2 separate regions of the Homo sapiens genome follow, and region 1 is linked to region 2. The links are chromatin loops, found by intact Hi-C in ENCODE. Cell type or tissue: heart left ventricle. All regions are shown on one strand.

Region 1 (2,500 bases), 47 kb before region 2:
ACTCAAAATGAATAGAAGGAAGGAAATAATGAAGATAAGTGCAGAAATAAATGAAATAGAGACTGAAAAATACAAAAGATCAATGAAACGTACAATTTTTTTTTTAAAGATAAAATCTACAAATCTTTAGCTGGAATAATTAAGGGGAAAAGTGAGAAGACTCAAATCAATAAAATCAGAGATGAAAAGGAGACATTATAACTGATGCCACAGAAACACAAAGGATCATAAGAGAGTAAAATGAACAATTATATGCCAACAAATTGGATAACCTACAAGAAATGGGTAAGTTTCTGAACACATACAACCTGCAAATATTAAACCATGAAGAAATAAAAAATCTGAACAGGCCAATAACAAGTAATAATACTGAATCAGTAATAAAGTCTCTCATCAAAGAAAAGCCCAGGAGCTGATGGCTTCACTGCTGAATTTTACCAAACATTTAAAGAACTAATACCAATTCTACTCAAACTATTCCAAAAAATTAAAGAGGAGCAATACTTCCAAACTCATTCTGTGGGCCAGCATTACCCTGATAACAAAACCAGATAAGGATACAACAAGAAAATAAAACTACAGGTTAATATTCCTGATGAACATAGATGTGAAAATCCTCAATAAAATACTAGCAAACCAAATTCAATAGCATGTTTAGAGGCAGATGGATCACAAGGTCAGGAGATCGAGACCATCCTGGCTAACAAGGTGAAACCCCGTCTCTACTAAAAATACAAAAAGAAATCAGCCGGGCGTGGTGGTGGGTGCCTGTAGTCCCAGCTACTCGGGAGGCTGAGGCAGGAGAATGGCGTGAACCCGGGAGGCGGAGCTTGCAGTGAGCAGAGATCGCGCCACTGCACTCCAGCCTGGGCGACAGAGCGAGACTCCATGTCAAAAAAAAAAAAAAAAAAAAAAGATCATTCACCATGATCAAGTGGGATTCATCTGAGGGATGCAATGATAGTTCAACATGTGAAAATCAATAAATATGACACATCACATTAACGGAATGAAAGACAAAAACCATATGATCATTTCAATAGATGCAGAAAAAGCATGTGACAAAATTCGACATCACTCCGTGATGAAAACACTCAACAAATTAGGTATGGGAGGAATGTATCTCAACACAATAAAACTCATATATGACAAACCCACAACTAATATCATACTGAATGGAGAAAAGTTGAAAGCTTTTCCTCAAAGATCTGGAGCAAGACAAGGATGCCCACTTTTGCCACTTCTATTCAACGTAGTCCTGGAAGTCCTGGTCAGAGCAATCAGGCAAGAGAAAGAAATATAAGGCATCCAAATTGAAAAGGAAGAAGCTAAATTGTCCCTGTTTGCAGACAACATGATCTTATATACAGAAAACCCTAAAACCCCACTAAAAATATATTAGAAATAATCAATTTAGTAGAGTTGCTGGATACAAAATCAACATACAAAAATCAGTAGCATTTCTATACTCTAACAGTGAACTATCTGAAAAAGAAGTCAAGAAAGCAATCTCACTTACAATAGCCAAAAAAGTAAAATACTTAGGAATAAATTTACCCAAGGAGGTAAAATATCTCCACACTGAAAACTATAAACTATTGATGAAATAAATTGAAAAAGACACAAATAAATGGAAAAATATTTTATCTTCATGGATTGGAAGAATTACTATCATTAAAATGTTCACACTACTCAAAGCAATCTACAGATTCAAGGCAATCCCTATCAAAATATCAATAATATTCTTCACAGAAATAGAATGAACAATCCTAAAGTTCCCATGGAACCACAAAAGTCCTGTAATAAGCAAGGCAATCTTGAGCAAAAAGAACAAAACTGGATGCCTTACACTACCTGACTTCAAGATGTACTACAAAGCTATCATAACCAAAAATAGCATGGTACTGGCATAAAAACAGACACATAGACCAATGGAACGAATAGAGTGCCCAGAAATTAATCTGTGCATCTACATCCAACTCATCTTTGACAAACGTGCCAAGAACACACAATGGAGAAAGGACACTCTCTTCAATAGTATTGGGAAAACTGGATATTTACATGCAGAAGAATGTTATTTCTCACCATATGCAAAAATCAATTCAAAATGAATTAAAGACTTAAATTTAAGACACAAGCCTATGAAACTTTTAGAAGAAAATATAGGGGAAAATCTCCATGACATAGGTCTGGGCAAAGACTTTTTGGATAAGACCTCAAAAGTACAGGCAAGATTTGCAGCTCTGACTTGGCTGGACAGAGCAGCATGTGGAGGCTGGCATCATGGTTTTTCTCTCAAACGACTGCAGGAATAAATCAGGAAACCTGACAGGACCCACAGACCCTCCAAAAGAAGTGGGTTGCTCCTGAAGGACCTGGGAGACACCCCAAGCACTGTACTGGTATCCATGGCTGAGAGACCTACAGACGTTTCACATCACAGGATTCTGCAGACAATCCCCAGTACAAGCCCAGAGTGTGGTAGACTTGCTGGGTGGCT
Region 2 (2,500 bases):
ACCTGAGTACCTGGTACCACCAAGGTTGTTCCAAGGAAGGTAGTTTATATCACTTCAAGGCAGGGTTGTTGGGACAACCAAGCAAAAATGGCTTAAAGACTATACTTACCTTCCATAACTGCAAGGGGCATCCGTGGCGAACCAAAAGATCTCTCAGTTGAAGACCAGGTGACCCCAGATGAGATGTCAATCAAGATCTACCCCCTCTGAGTTCTTTAAAAATGGAACCTCCATTCTTGACTTCATAATGGCTTTATTGCAAACTTCACAGACCTTCCTGCTAGCACAGCGCTAAAAAAGAGCATCATTTCAGACTGCATTCTGATTGGGAGAAACAATCAGGAATTAGATTAGGCAGAACTGAGTTAGAACCCCTATCCCACCACTTCCTAACTGGGTGCCATTGGGCAAATTACTTACTCTCTCAGATCCTATGTCTTTGTATTTAAAGGATAATTTTAAGATGAAATTAAATATCCTGGTGAAAGCATTAAATAAGGAGTCTGGTACATGTTAGGTGGGCAACAAGTGCTGGAAATAATGGATCATGATATTTAATTTAAAGTTGTAGGTGGTGGGGGGGTGATTGTTAAAATAATGTAAAAGACACTTGTGAAATTTCTCTGTGGATACAGTGTAATACAAATTCAAAGTAAAAAGGAGTTAGTCCCATTACCAGAAAGAATACAAAAACAAGCAGCAACAAAAGCAACAAACAAAAAACAAAAAGACTCCTGGTAATTCATAAACACAGATGTGTTATCTTAAAGACTGGGATTCAAATTGCCAAGGACATTATTTTTTGATAAAGCAGTGCAAGTGAATACGAAAGATATGCAAATACCCCTGTCAAGCAGCTCAGAGCTACCTCCTAGCACTGTCGTCAAACCCTCCGTAACTCCCCAGTGCTGTTCCTGCCCTTTCCAGTCTTGTCTTTCACCGACTCCCCTTGACCTTTCAGCTCTGGTGAACTTGGATTCCTAACCTTGCATTTGTTTTCCCCAGTTCAGCATTCTTAATATTGTCATTCCATATGTGTCTCTCGAAATCCTTCTCCTATCCCTACCTACAACCCTACCAACTTTCTCATCCTTCAAGACTTGATCAAATCTCCCCTCCTCTAAAGCCTCCTCAGAATCATCACTTTCTGCTCCGAAATCCCAAGGTACTTCTCTTCTGTAGAACTAATTTGGCCAGCTAATTAGAGTGGGCATGTGTCATTCTTTTAGGCTGCTCCACATCTGAAGCCCTTTCCTAAGTTTGAGGGAAGCAGAACCTGCCTATGGAAGCTGAAGAAGCTTGAACATTTTCCCAGCCTCCCCTGCAGTTAAGACAAGGGCACGTGACAGAAGCTGAGCCAATCAGATGCATTCACCCCACTTGGTTGTGGACGCCAGGGATGTGGAGAAGCAGAGACCCAGCAGTCCTGAGGCAGTTGAGGGTGATGCCTGTGGAGCTGCGTTTGGTTTCCTGAGTCAATGACGGCAGAAAGTCTAGCAGTAGTGGCAACTAGGCACACTGATTGGTCTGTGCTCTGTGGTAGGAGTGGCGAAGTCTTCACCAAACTTCATGGTATGATATGGGGCATTACTTATGGCTACTTATCCCCAAGACTGATTCTCCAGCTTTGCTGAAGGTTTAGGGCCAAAAATAGGAGATTTCAGCATAGTAACTGCTTAAAATGCAATACAAGACCACTCTGGGAATTTCTTACTGCTTGTCTTTTTAGAAACTTGCCTCCAGCCGTGGTTAGTGGGCCTTCTTTCTTCCTAGGTCGTGCCCACAGAGGAATTTATAGCAATATTTTTGGATGTTGCAATGTTTGGGAGTCAATGCTGACATTTGGGAGAGAGCAGAGATACTAGTTTTCCTGCAATGTACAGGACAGCCACACACAATGAAAAATTATCTGTCATCTCCTGTCGTTTTCAAATGTCCCCAGGTTAAAAAAAACACTGTTTATAATTATCTGAGTCTAGAATCTGACTCTGTTTTACATACAAAGACAAAATATTTGGGACTTTTTGAGGGAAGACTGCATTTGGTTTGGAACTCCCTCAAGGGTCTTTGCTATTTAGAGATGTCACATCTTTAAAGATGGCAACAGTGCATGTGGTGTTGTCAAGGCAACACCTGAGGTTCAGAGCTTGAGTGTTACCCTCTTCATTTTCCAGATTCTGTGAGTCCCACAAGCATCTTACTCCTTCATTGTGTATTTTGTAGTGTCCTCCTGGCCAAACACTTGTATATGGTAGACATATTTTTATGTATTCCTCAAATTGCTTCCCTTTTATTTCTCCTTTATATTACCATTAGGAAAGTATATTCAATTTTTTAAGTTCATTTAAATTTTATTTCAAGATAGTCATGGTGACAGTCTAAATTACTTGTTATAAAAATGAACAAGTACCATGACCATGACCCTAAAGCCTTCTCTTATTTTCCCACAGTCTTTCAGCCTATCCCCTCCCAAACCTGTTTGTTACTAAAGATCCATCAG

Evidence for each region. A loop is a pair of places that touch in the nucleus more often than their neighbours do. Peaks named below come from ENCODE experiments on the same cell type or tissue, not always from the same donor. Only the 100,000 strongest peaks of a DNase experiment are listed, where the experiment ranks them.
Region 1: a loop joins it to region 2, with 2.3 times the contacts of the local background. A loop is called at or near these places in 2 of 110 quality-filtered maps.

Annotation. Positions count from the first base shown.
Region 1 is chr2:168,381,458-168,383,957 of GRCh38, forward strand. The region is part of intron 2 of LOC105373734 (a long non-coding RNA gene); the gene reads right to left. Among named protein-coding and RNA genes, the nearest start is that of CERS6, 74 kb to the right of the region's middle. In heart left ventricle, no CTCF peak of the experiment used is centred here; no DNase peak of the experiment used is centred here.
Region 2 is chr2:168,428,835-168,431,334 of GRCh38, forward strand. LOC102724081 (a long non-coding RNA gene) reads right to left here. Exons shown (of 4, transcript XR_002959433.2): 2 at 110-291. Among named protein-coding and RNA genes, the nearest start is that of CERS6, 26 kb to the right of the region's middle. In heart left ventricle, no CTCF peak of the experiment used is centred here; a DNase peak (open chromatin) is centred at 1,448.